Regions from separate parts of the Homo sapiens genome. Here all the other regions are linked to region 3. A link is a contact called in ENCODE Hi-C or POLR2A ChIA-PET data. All regions are on one chromosome and are shown on one strand. Each heading gives the region's core, a stretch centred on a gene start or an enhancer-like site at or near the end of the contact. The rest is flanking DNA. Distances are from core to core; before and after follow the strand shown. Region 1 holds the start of UQCRC1 (ubiquinol-cytochrome c reductase core protein 1). Region 2 overlaps NBEAL2 (neurobeachin like 2). Region 3 holds the start of DHX30 (DExH-box helicase 30). Region 4 holds the start of KIF9 (kinesin family member 9).

Evidence for each region. Hi-C counts contacts between places; a loop is a spot of excess contacts on that map. ChIA-PET counts read pairs that join two places held with the same protein, here RNA polymerase II (POLR2A). Pooled maps may share reads with other maps.
Region 1: a loop to region 3 is called in a pooled map, with 6 times the contacts of the local background. The contact joins the promoter of UQCRC1 here to the promoter of DHX30 in region 3. A Hi-C loop is called at or near these places in 4 of 50 pooled maps. POLR2A ChIA-PET finds 5 or more read pairs at or near these places in 2 of 52 experiments (activated CD4-positive, alpha-beta T cell and activated T-cell).
Region 2: a pooled map shows a loop between it and region 3 (4-fold over the local background). The contact joins the enhancer-like site here to the promoter of DHX30 in region 3. A Hi-C loop is called at or near these places in 1 of 50 pooled maps. POLR2A ChIA-PET finds 5 or more read pairs at or near these places in 2 of 52 experiments (HEK293T and WTC11).
Region 4: a map of CD8-positive, alpha-beta T cell shows a loop between it and region 3 (16-fold over the local background). The contact joins the promoter of KIF9 here to the promoter of DHX30 in region 3. A Hi-C loop is called at or near these places in 1 of 168 maps with a recorded cell type or tissue (CD8-positive, alpha-beta T cell), 1 of 37 single-sample maps with no recorded cell type and 9 of 50 pooled maps. POLR2A ChIA-PET finds 5 or more read pairs at or near these places in 2 of 52 experiments (PC-3 and activated naive CD4-positive, alpha-beta T cell).

Annotation. Positions count from the first base shown.
Region 1 is chr3:48,608,085-48,611,142 of GRCh38, reverse strand. UQCRC1 (ubiquinol-cytochrome c reductase core protein 1) reads left to right here and starts at 1,497. Exons shown (of 13, transcript NM_003365.3): 1 at 1,497-1,591; 2 at 1,841-1,981. The coding sequence starts at 1,523. RefSeq lists enhancers at 1,107-1,216, 913-1,427, 1,507-1,606 and a silencer at 1,777-1,876.
Region 2 is chr3:47,006,404-47,009,498 of GRCh38, reverse strand. It overlaps NBEAL2 (neurobeachin like 2), which reads right to left. Exons shown (of 54, transcript NM_015175.3): 45 at 3,050-3,095; 46 at 2,344-2,433; 47 at 2,149-2,258; 48 at 1,802-1,974; 49 at 1,589-1,683; 50 at 1,313-1,429; 51 at 1,058-1,216; 52 at 831-979; 53 at 375-510; 54 at 1-280. The coding sequence ends at 179. Among named protein-coding and RNA genes, the nearest start is that of NBEAL2, 28 kb to the right of the region's middle. RefSeq lists an enhancer at 1-240 and a silencer at 1-379. Within about 2 kb of position 1,443, at least 3 of the 41 ENCODE cell types and tissues checked have a DNase peak (open chromatin) inside an H3K27ac peak, as active enhancers do.
Region 3 is chr3:47,801,580-47,804,659 of GRCh38, reverse strand. It overlaps DHX30 (DExH-box helicase 30), which reads right to left and starts at 1,522. Exons shown (of 22, transcript NM_138615.3): 1 at 1,448-1,522. RefSeq lists an enhancer at 852-1,377 and a silencer at 1,102-1,951.
Region 4 is chr3:47,281,189-47,284,319 of GRCh38, reverse strand. KIF9 (kinesin family member 9) reads left to right here and starts at 1,521. Exons shown (of 21, transcript NM_182902.4): 1 at 1,521-1,825. It overlaps KLHL18 (kelch like family member 18), which reads right to left and starts at 1,376. Exons shown (of 10, transcript NM_025010.5): 1 at 1,226-1,376. The coding sequence starts at 1,354. RefSeq lists enhancers at 1,393-1,782, 998-2,197.

The sequences.
Region 1 (3,058 bases), core at 248-2,747, 810 kb before region 3:
TGGGTGGATTGCTTGAGGCCAGGAGTTTGATATCAGCCTGGCCAACATGGTAAAAAATGCAATGATCCTAGCCCTTGCCTCTTCCTGTACTTAAGATACTGTCTGACAGGATTAATGATTATGCTTCTGTGACCTATAAACAGATGTACTCTTGCACCCAAACCTTGATGAGATTTATGCTCTAATGTAACTTCTGAGCACATTTGATGTAATTTCTGAGCACATGGAGAGCCGCCACCACCAGTGTATAAACTGTCGGAAACACTGCTTTGGAGCAGTCTAGCAGAAACTCCCTGAAAGGCTCTCCCGGGTTGCAATTCTTGGTAAGACTTCTGAATAGAACTAACTTTAAATATTTAAAAGCTTGTTTTTTTTTTTCTTTAGTTGACATAACAAAGCATACCTTAGAAGTCTTTTTTTTTTTTTTTTTTTTTTTTTGAGACGGAGTTTCGCTCTTGTTGCCCAGGCTGGAAATGGCGCGATCTCGGCTCACCGCAACCTCCGCCTCCCGGGTTCAAGTGATTCTCCTGCCTCAGCCTCTGGAGTAGCTAGGATTACAGGCATGCGCCACCACGCCCGTCTACTTTTGTATTTTTAGTAGAGACGGGGTTTCTCCATGTCGGTCAGGCTGGTCTCAAATTCCCGACCTCAGGTGATCCGCCCACCTCGGCCTTCCAAAGTGCTGGGATTACAGGCATGAGCCACTGCACCCAGCCAGAATTCTTTTTCCTCTTACAGAAAAGGAAAGGTTTCACCATGTTGGCCAGGCTGGTCTTGGACTCCTCGCCTCAAGTGATCCACCTGCCTCGGCCTCCCAAAGTGTTGGGATTACAGGAGTGAGCCACCGCTCCCGGCCTGTACTTAGTTCTTTTAAAGAGAAAACTGGCAGGGCGCAAAACTGGCCAACATGGAGAAACCTTGTCTCTTCTAAAGAAACAAAAATTACCGGGCATAATCCCAGCTACTCGGGAGGCTGAGGCAGGAGAATCGCTTGAAGCCGGGAGGCGGAGGTTGCAGTGAGCCGAGATCGCGCCATTGCACTCCAGCCTGGGCGACAGAGCGAGACCCTGTCTCAGAAAATAAAAAATAAATAAAGAGAAAAAAATACTGACTTTCAGCACCAACTTGTGGTCCCAGGTAAGTTTCCACGCTGGTACTTTAGCCCTGGGCTCGAACCTGCGGACACGCTGTGGCTGCAACTCCCCGCCCGCCAGACCTCAGTACGCAGCGCGGCTGGTGAGAAACATAATGCACTCTGACTTCCACGCGTGGAATGGGGAGATGGACTGCACGGCGGGCGGACCTGCTCGGGCTGATGGACGGCAGGTGGACTGATGTGCGCAGGGACTGGCGGCAGCGCGGTCAGAGCCAGTCAGCCAAAGCCAGGCCAGCACAATAGACTGTCCCGGTTCCCGCCAGGAGGCGGCCGAGCACCAACTGTACGGTACTGCGCCTGCGCCGCGACCGCCAACGCGCCCAGTCTACGCTTGCGCGGCGCAACAGGGCCGACTGCAGCTGGAAGATGGCGGCGTCCGTGGTCTGTCGGGCCGCTACCGCCGGGGCACAAGTGCTATTGCGCGCCCGCCGCTCGGTGAGGTGGTGGCGAGAGCGCGGGGCTTCGGGACAGGGCTTCGGGAAGCGGACAGGTGTGGGCTGTTAGCAGTGGCAGGTCGAGGTGGGGAGGACGCGGGGTCAGGGCCGTGGGAAGGTCACGGCGGAGGGCGGGGAAAGGTATCTCGCCGCTTGCCTAGGGGCGGGGTTCGGGGGTCCTCCTGAGGACCTGGGAGGTGGGGAGCGATCCCCTGACCGAGTCCTCACTCGCGGCTGTTCCCTTCCACAGCCGGCCCTGCTGCGGACGCCAGCCTTGCGGAGTACGGCAACCTTCGCTCAGGCGCTCCAGTTCGTGCCGGAGACGCAGGTTAGCCTGCTGGACAACGGCCTGCGTGTGGCCTCCGAGCAGTCCTCTCAGCCCACTTGCACGGTGAGTTGGGGACGCTTTTGGGGAGAGGGCCTCCAGGTTGGGCCTGCCGTCTTTTCCCTGGTTGGGGTGTGACCTTGGGCTCGAGTCTTCCCGTTTGTGGTTTGGGTTCGGACCCAGGACCACTCACCCCGAGAATGGCCCCATTCCCTACCCTAGCCACGCCTTGGCTTCACGGGACAATCTTCACTATAAGCCAACATTATTTAGCATATAATGCCCGTTAAGTAGGCGGCCAAATTCTTTTCCAGCCTTTTGTTAAGGAGCCCATATAAGGGAAGTGATCATGTCTCCTCTTATAATGCGGAAAATGGGATTCAGACACCTTAGGTGACTTGCAGGGGTCCAGGTCTGTCAGCCTCACTGCCCAAGGTCATAATCTCCAGGCTAGACCAGAAATACATTTTAGGAAGCAAATGCATTTTAACAGTACAATGAAATGTGTGATTTTCCAAAAAATACAAATTCTCTAAATTGACACAAGAAATCTTGAGTCACAGATAGATATATGAATAGGTGAGAAGATTCCCAAGAAATAATTATCTCCTCCTCCTTTCAGCCCCCAGCCCCAGGGCCAGATGTTTTTATTGACACATCCTTTTAGTTTTCCAGAAACAATGTCCTGCGATTTAAATTGTTACTAAGCATAGGAAAAGGTGGCCTGCAACTTCCTTGTTATATGTCACTTGTTATAGTAAAGAATGCTATATTACATGAACTCTAAAATGTGCTAGATTGTAAGGAGCTGTCTGTGCTCCAGTGCCAGAGAAAGAATCTCAAGAATCTTGCCAATTTTAATCAAAGGATACTATAGATTGTAAAATGCCTCTTGCATTCCAAGATGTTAGATGTGAAATACATGTTCATCTAAGATTGTGTGATATATGGTATATGCATTGACATCTCTTAGGAAAGCAAATATCACATGTTCTCACTTATCAGTGGGAGCTAAAAAATACGTACATACAGATGTAGAGAGTGGAATGATGGACAGTGAAGACTTGGAAGGATGAAGGGGTGGATGATGAGAAACTACTTAATGGGTCCAGGCCTGGAGGCTCACACCTGTAATCTCAGCAC
Region 2 (3,095 bases), core at 194-2,693, 800 kb after region 3:
ACTTCCGCCCGCCAATCCCTGAGGGGGTAACATCGCCCGCCAATCCCTGAGCTGGGCAGGGTGGGCCCCGCTCACCCCCCTGGGCTGCCCACCCCGGGGTGTTCCCGCCGACTTCTGGGCGGGGCCTCCCGGGCCAGGCCTGCCGGGGGCGGGGCCCGAGCAGCCGGACTGGCCAGGTTCAGCGCGCCTCAGTAGGGTTGTATTCCGTCTCTCCCGAGGACACCTGGGAGATGCGCCGCGAGGACCGCCACAGCTTCCGCGCGAACTGGCTGCTGCGCACCTGGTGGGCGTAAGGGTTGAGTAGGATCAGCTGGGATCGCCGCGCCACGCCCCGCCCCGTTCGAGGGGCCTCCCCACCCCCGCCCCATCCTCACCTCAGAGGGCTGCCCCGCGACCACCACGATGAGCTTGCCATCCTCCAGGCCCACCAGCACGTGGCTGCGCTCCTTGGTCACGGCCACGCTGCGGATGGCCACCTTCATGGGCAAGGGAGGCGCGGCCGGGAGCAGTCTGGAAGGGAGAGGGGATATACACCAACTTGCGACTGCAAGGGGGCTTTGCGACCAGCAGATATCCCTTATCCCATATACCCTCTCTGTCCTCATTTTAAGGATGGTTAAATTGAAATTCTTATACACAAAGAAATCTCCCACAACTGTGGCTAAGCGGAGGCCCAGGGCAAGACCTCCCCATGGGAAGATGAAGGGACAGGTAACAAACCTTGAAATATGTGCCCACAAACATGTATGGTGTGTGGGTTCCTAGGGCCTTTATCCTACACCAATGACCACCACCTTCAGGGGCCATGAACCCATAAATGGGGGGCTTACGTGTTTAGTTGGAGGATGTGCAGGGCGCACTGGGCGGTGCCCAGCAACACAAAGTCCTCTGTCACCGTCAGGGCTGTAGGCTGCTCTGCCAGGGGCAGTGAAGCCCGCAACTTCCCATTGACTGAATACAGGTGCAAGGAGTAGGTGACCTGGAGGAAGCAGGGAGTGTCAGCAAGGACAGGATCCCAACTGCCCCTCCATCTTTGCTGGGCACCCCTTCCCCATACCTGGGCCCCAGGACGTTCCCACGCTGAGCTCTGTACCACAATCTGGCCTTCGGACCCCAATGCCAGGTGGAAAATAGGTCCAGGGAATGTGGCACCCAGAGGCCGTAGTGCCGCTACAAACTGTCCGCGGCGTACAGTGTGTATGATCACAGTTCCATCCTGCAGGAAGGCAACTTAGGGTCCTGGGCAGGAGTCTGGGCTCCAGGGGGATTGCCCAGGAAACTCACCCTCCCCAGGGCACATGCATACACACACCTCAGATCCAGACACAGCCATGTCAAGTTCAGTGCTGATGGCCACACAGCTCACTGCAGCCCCATGCCCATACAGGACCTGCACAGGCTTTGGTGCCAGGCCTACTGACAGACCACCCTGTGGAGGACCAGGGTTGGCTTAGGACTGTCCCCTGAGGCTCAGGAAATGAAGGCCTTGTCCAAGACTAGAGGAGGACAGGACTGGAAGGCCACTGAGGGACGGATGGGCTGCAGGTCTGGGCTACGGGGGCCCCACAGAGCTGCCCACGAGGCACACCTGATGCAGGAGCCGCCACACCATGCACGTGGTGTCCCGGGAGCCTGAGATGAGGTAGATGCCACAGGTGTCCAGTGCAAGGCAGGTTACTACATCTGCATGGGAAGGGGAGGGTACAGGCAGAACGGAGGAGTCACATCCGCCCTGGCCAGCCTCAGAACCCGGCCCCATACCTGTGTGCCTCATTCTCCCCAGCTCCAAGGCTGTTCATACCAAGGTGGCAGCTGAGCTGGCTCAACAGCTTGCCACGGGGTAGTGCAGTCACCCGCAGGCTGCCATCCCAGTGGCCACCGCTGAATAGCAGCTTTCCATCCGGGGCCACTGCCAGTGCTTGTCCACTCACACCACTGCCTGGCACCCACGGGCCACTCAGCAGTCGCTGCGTCCTGACCCAGTGAGGGGGATAGCAAGTGAGGCCAGGCCACATGGAAGAGACCCAGGCCCTCAGGGAGCCTGGCCAGACCTTTCCCCTGCAGCTGGCCTACATTCTGATTAGGGAGGGGAATAATTCCGGGTGCAGGGCATTTGTAGCCCACCCCACCCACAGCCCTCTGTCCTACTTGTGGCTGCCCATGGTGGGGTCTTTGCTGAAGCTGAAGTAGTTGCTTATGTTGCGGTCATAGGGCAACCAGCTGTGGGTGCCCAGCAGCCCACTGGCACTCACAGTCACCTGCAGGCAGGAGGGGGCAGAGGTGGGTTTCTGGCAGAGGCAAGGGGGAGTGGAGCTGAGCTGGGGCTCTGCACAATGCACTTACCAACAGGTCTGGGGAACCCTGGGTGATGAAGGAGTGGGGCTGCCGGTGGGGGACCAGGGCTAGCACCAGGGGTACACCATCACTGACAACCTGCAGGGGCAAGGGCAGGCCTAGCTATGCCTGAGTACTATCAGATTACACTATCTGCTCCCTGAAGCATCATCCCTTCCTTTACTGTCAGTCCCCAGGGGTCATAGAGTAGGTGTCACAGATGCAGAGGTTCCCTCCAAGAAACAGGCAGAGACTTTAGGAGGGCATCTCAGAAAGTGGGTGAGAAGCTGGGACAGACATGGAAGATGCTTCCAGAGTATCACACTTAGTTTCAACTTGGTCCTCTCACCCTGTTATTCCTTGTCCCCCTAGCCCAAAGGCAGGAAGAGAGGGAAACCTAAAAAAAAAGTCAGGCCTGGGGGCAACATTCAGGAATGTTCCTGTCTAGGAAGGCGATGGAAGGGGTCCAAGGACAGATCTCCCTCCTGATCTCCCTAAGGCTTTCAGAGCTTGTTGAGTCGACACTTTATCCTGGCCCTGATGAAGAAGGCACCCCTCCTGCCCCCATACTCTTCCCATGTTTAGCTCATTTTCTAAGGTGCCTTGAAATCAGTGACCTTGATTAGGATTCCCATCTGCCCCACGTGGTTGGTAAGGACAGTGGGGTTAAACCCATTTCACAGAATATAAAGTTGAGGTCTTGTCTTCCTTTCACCTCTGCGAAGAATGCCTTGAGTTCGTCCAGGTGCTGGAAGATGCTA
Region 3 (3,080 bases), core at 273-2,772:
CATTCCTTGAGACATATTATACTGTTATCTTCAAAGGCTGAAAGGGGCAAGAAAGGTCCAACAGCTAATAAAACTTGTGTGTGGTTTTTGTTTTGTTTTGTTTTGAGAAGGAGTTTCGCTCTTGTTGCCCAGGCTGGGGTGAAATGGCGCGATCTTGGCTCACTGCAACCTCGGCCTCCTGGGTTCAAGCAATTCTCTTGCCTCAGCCTCCCAAGTAGCTAGGGTTACAGGCGCACGCCACCATGCCCGGCTAATTTTTGTATTTTTAGTAGAAACGAGGTCTAGCCATGTTGGCCAGGCTGGTCTCAAACTTCTGACCTCAGGTGATCCACCCGCCTCGGCCTCCCAAAGTGCTGGGATTACAGGCGTGAGACACCGCTCCCGGCCCTAATAAAACTTTGTATCACAGCTACATAAATTAAAACACTTGAAGAGCAACTATCTTTTAGGGATAAAGAGCCAACACCGGTAGAAAACGCAGCAAAGGATGTAGTTTCTGCACATCGCCTTAAATCTCTAAGATTTAAGTGTAAATTACAAGATGTAGTTAAAACCCACAATGACAGTGGGGTTACCACCTTGCAAGAAACTTCAAGGGAAATCACCAGACAACGTCTCATTTCACTCTGGCCCATAAGCTGCAACTAAAACCAGGTTGAAAGCCTGTAAGTGGCCTTCTGCAGTCTACCTGCTAGTGTATGGCAAACCCTCATGGAGTGGGGTTGTAAAGTGAAACAGCCTCTGCCTTGAAAAATCATAATTCAAGTGACCAATGTTGCTACACAACGACTAGATATGCCATATCCCTGGCTTAGGGTTTCTGAGGACCCCTGGGACTCCAGTTCACTGCAAACAAAGGACCCAACATGCATTTGGTCTTCCCCTGCTAAATGGGACAAGTTACCACCAGCAAACAAAGAATACCTCACCCCTTGGCCTCCCCCAGTGACAAGGTCGGTGCAAAAGGGGGCAAACTAGGGGGGCCAGAAGGCACCGGGCCTCCCTCTGGACGAACGGTCCGGGCAGCACCGGGAAGGAGGAGAAGTAGACAAAGGTCTCGGGGCACTCAGGAGGCTTCCTCCAGGCCCTGCCTGGGGAAACGGCGCATCCCGAGGCGAAGGCGTCGTTGCGCCAATGAAGCGGCCTCTCCCACGGCCTCCGCGGAGCCCCTGGCTGCGAGGCCCGCCCCGGCGGACCGGTCTGGCCCCCGCCCCCGCCCGGGCTCCATGGCAACGGCAGGCCGAGGCCTGGCTGCCCACGGATCGGCCGGGCCGGCTTCCCGGGCAGGCCTAGGATGCCCGGCCTGCTCCTCGGGCCCGCCGGCGTCTCCGCCCCACTCTCCGCCAGGCTGGCGGTCGGACCGGGCCCCCTCCTCACGACGACCACCCCCGGCCGCGGCAGGCTCCTCAAGAGGGCACGAAAGGGGAGAATAAAAAGCCCAATTCACCTGTTGTTACAGATGTGAAACAAGCCTCTGTGCACCGCGCATGAGCCGCGGCTCCCCCAACCACGGCCGGACTACAACTCCCAGCAGCGGCGGCGCGGCCCCTTCCGAGTCCCGTGGCGGAAGTCCCGCCACCGGCCCGGCGTTCCCCACCCGGCGTCACGGAGCCCGCCTGCGGCGCACGGCTCCGCTCCCCCGCGGGCCTGGAGCCCGGCCCCACCTGGGACTCGTCGTAGCCGCTCGGGGCACCCAGCGCCCGGGATGCCCCAGCACCCGGCCCAATGGGGCGCGGCGGCGGTGCAGGCGGGACTTCCGGCGGAGTCGCGAAGGGGACGGGTTGGCGCCGGCTGCTCTGGGGTCGCAGAGCGAGCGGGTTTGGGTGGCGGGGTCGGGCGTCAAGTTGCTGCCTTTCTCGGCGACTTAGCTGCCTGCAGTGTGAAAGCGGGAAGGGTCTTCTCGCCCTCTGCGAGCCACCCGCGCCTCCTGATGCGAATAAACAGCCCGGGTCATGGCTGAGCGGGGAACGGTTTCCAGCTCGGGCTCCGGGATTCCACCCGCCTTCCCCGCCACAGCTCGTAGCCACGCCTCTTCTCTTCCCCATCTCCCCTCTAATCTGTTTTTTTAGGGAGGTGAGCATTTTTGTCTTGTCTCCCCAGTTTGCAGGGAAGATGAAATCAACGTGTTGGTTCGTTGATTTCGTAAACTGTACAACGTTAGGCAAAGGACAAGGTGGCACTTGCTGGTCGCGGGGAGAGTGCCAGTCATAGTTGCTGGAAATCTGGAGGTCCGCCCGGCCACATCACCTCTTAGGAATGAGAAAGGGGATTGTCCCAATTACACGCTGTAGTCCTCTAGATAAGGTTCAAGTATAGGTTCAGTGGAATTCAGCTTCAAAAGGAAACAACGCAGTGGCGTAGCTCTGAAGCTGGGTCAGGATTTTACAGAGTATGGTTTTAAGATGTGGCCTTTAGGCCGGGCGTGGTGGCTCACGCCTGTAATCCCAGCACTTTGGGAGGCCAAGGCGGGTGGATCACCTGCGGTCAGGAGTTCAAAACCAGCCTGGCCAACATGGTGAAACCCCGTCTCAACTAAAAATGCAAAAAAATTAGCTGGGCGTGGTGGCGGGCGCATATAATCCTAGCTACTTCGGGAGGCTGAGGCAGGAGAATCACTTGAACCCGGGAGGCGGATGTTGCAGTAAGCCGAGATCGTGTCATTGAACTCCAGCCTGGGCGACAAGAATGAAACTTAAAAAAAAAAAAAAAAAAAGATGTGACCTTTGAGGCTGTATGAAGAATTAGTGCCATATCCCGTCACTTTTGTGTGCAAACAGTTCAACATGTATCTCTTTTCTTTCTCTCTACATTGGCTAGAAGACCGGGGTGTGGGGGTGGAACATCATTTATTCATTCAAATAATTAGTGCATCTGAACAGGGCATGGTGCTGTGTTGTGTGGAGAATAGAGAGATCCCTGCACGGACATCTGAGTGCTCTGTGTATCAGTTGCTAAGCTGGTGTGGAGGCTACAAAGGCCCTGCCTCAAGGGACTTAGAGCCTAGTAGAGAAGATGACAACATTGTGTGAAGGAAATGGAAAGTGGTAAATGCTGGAAAGGAGGTATTAGGTACTCCAAGA
Region 4 (3,131 bases), core at 272-2,771, 520 kb after region 3:
CAAAAGAATCTCTGCATAGTTTTATTTTTTCTTTTATTTATTTATTTGTGTGTGTGTGTGTGTGTGAGAGAGACAGAGAGAAATAGGAGAAATAGGATCTTGCTGTGTTGCCCAGGCTGGAGTGCAGTGGTGTGATTACAACTCACTGCAGGCTTGACCTCCTAGGCTCAAGCGATCCTCCCACCTCACCCTCCTGAGTAGCTGGGACTACGGGCACAGGCTACCATGCCCAGACAATTTTTTATTATTTGTAGAGACAGGGTCTCCCTACATAGCCCAGGCTGGTCTCCAATTCCCCCACTCAAGTGATCCTCTCGCCTCTCAAAGTGCTGGGATTACAGGTGTGAGCCACCATGCCTGCCCTGTTTGTTTTTTAAACAGGGATCACGCACAGATGCTGAGAGCTTTCCAGCTAAAGCCCAACAGGGAGCCCCACTGATCATCTCCCCAACCGGACGTCTCCACATGGTTCGGTGGCTTGGCCAGGCAGCAGCACAGCATGCCTCTTCCTCATGAAAAGACCCAGGCACAGGAGGGAGGCTGGCTCTAGCGACCAGAATGCTGGTGGGGAACAGGTGGTTAAGATATCTTTCCCTCTTAATATCAGTCAGCATCCCTCTCCCCACGCGGCCAGCAGGCCCAGCCCCGGGGACCTTTGTGGTGGTGAGTGGTGCCTTCCAGTATGGGGCAGGGTGGCTTCCCACCTCAAAAATTTTCCAGAGAAGATTTTAAAAGCTCTTAAGAGACAAAGTAGTAATTCAACAATTAAGGGCAATGATTCCTAAGGAGAAGCCTTCTCTTCTAGAACAGCACAGCCAAGTTCGACAGGCACAAAGAAATATCTGTAGTGACAAGAGAAGGTTCTTCAGTGGTGCCCATCAGCATGTGGAGCCGGCCACCGCCCCTGCCTCCATAGAAGGTAAGTCCATTTTCTCTTGTCTGCATGACAGAAAAAGGAGGCTGTCACCCGTGTCTCCCACTCCAAGGGCCTAAGCGGCGCACCTCTCAACCTTTCCTTTCAAGGGCTGAAAGGTTGTCCTCTTCCTCTCCCCACTCGGCCCCGATCCCCTTTTGCTCGGCACCTCTCTCCCCACTACTCGGCCCCCCTCACACCTCTTCTCCCCACCCCTCTCCCTGCTAGACCTCTCTTTCTCTGTCCCCCGCCCCTTTTTACTCCCCGCTCGACCCCTTTTCCCTCAGCCCGCTGCCGCCCAGTCCGCGGTACCTTGAGGGTCACGTCGCACAGCTTGCCCTGCCGCCGGATCTCCTCCATGACGCCGTAGCCGCGACTAGGCAACTCAGACACGGAGAAGTGCACCAGATCCTCCAGCTCCTCCGCGCCGTCCTCCACCATCTTCCCCGGCCGCTGCAACTGCGCAGGCCTCGCCGGCCGGCTAGACACTAACCAGGGCGGGGCGATAGCGCACGCCGACAGCCGCTCGGAGCGCGGAGCAGCAATCGGACGGGCCTCCGCGGCCGCCGTAGTTGAATCTCCTCGGCGCCGGAAGCCCCGCCACTCCGCTTCCTGGTTCATGTGCGGCCTTCGTTCCCTCGCTATCTCGACCTTGACTTCGCATGTGCATCCGCCGAAGTCTTTCTAGATCAATCGGCCCCATCTCTCGTCTTCCCGATTCGGCCATGACCTCACCCGTATCCTCGACGTAGGACCTCGGACTTCATTTCCGCCACCCCGACACTTCCGGAATCCCCGGAAGCGACCCGTTGCCATGGCGACTATGTACACAGCCAGGCAGCCCCGCGTGGGGAGTGCAGGTGGTTTCGGTTGCGGCAGTCGCGTCCCGGGAGCGTCGCTGCCTGGTGAACGGTGAGCAGGGGCTGCTCGCCGGTGGGAGTGGGGAGACGGGAAAAGGGTGTGCGCCCGGACTGCTGAAAGTGGCTGGGGTCCAAAAACCGCTTTATCTGGGGGTTCCCAGCTGGGTCGCTCATCTCTGAAACCCAGGCGAAGGAGGGCTCGACGTCGCGGGAGTCCTTTCAACCTGACCGCGGCTTACGGTCTTCGGAGCTAATGTTCATTGGTCCCACAAAGGGGTCCCACGTCGCGTCCAGGACATAGAGGCCGTGAGGCAGGGAGCCAGAGGTCGTCTGGACTCTTCCGTACTAGTCAGTTTTCGAACTAGAGGGGGCTTTGGGATCACCAGTCGGAGCCCTTCGTGTTACAGGTGAGGAAACCTCTCCAGAGAGGGACCGGAATGGGTCCAAAGCCCACTGCCGCCCAGGCTCCACGCGGGGGTCCGGCACATTGGGTGAGAAAAAGGAGAAAGTCTAGTTTTGCCTGCATCCTAGTCTTGTTCAGCCAAGGCCAGGTGCAGTTGGACCCAGTGTTTTGGATTCGGGTGTTGGTGCTGCCGCTACGGGTAGCTATGAGGGTTCCCCATGACAGCCCCTCATCTGGACGGGAGCACTGGAAGATAGGGACCCACCTGGTGCCTTCCACCCCACCAAACGCTCCCTTTCCTCTTGTCTAGTCTTCATGGCTGCTTGTTGCCAATTCTGTTCATTCCCACTAAAGACAAATGAGGAAACCTCGAGCGCCTTAACACAGAAGTCTCCTGGTGGCCATTCAGAGACTTGCTTTGTTATACCAGAAATATCAAAGGGTGGTTCCCCAAGGAGAGACATTCCCCACAAGGTCCTGAGGGAGAAAGGGAGGGGGCCGGGCGCCGTGGCTCACGCCTGTAATCCTAGCACTTTGGGAGGCTGAGGTGAGCGGATTGCTTGAGCTCAGGAGTTCAAGACCAGCCTGGGCAACATGGCGAAACCCTGTCTCTACGAAAAATACAAAAATTACCCGGGCGTGGTGGTGCACGCCTGTAGTCCTAGCTACTTGCGGGGCTGAGGTGGGAGGATCGCTTGAACCCAGGATGTGGAGGCTACGGTGAACCGAGATTGTTTCACTGCACTCCAGCCTAGGTGACAGAGTGAGACCCTGTCACAAAAACAAATAAACAAAAAACAAAAACAAAAACAAAAAAAGCGTGTGGTGAGGTGCTGGATGTGGATTTTTGCACCTGGAAACCAAGTGTCCTCCTGGAAGGGCTGTGGGCTTTGGTTGGAGTTGTCATGGAAGGGGAGTGACATCATATGCCCCTTGGGACTCTCTCAGTAGTGAC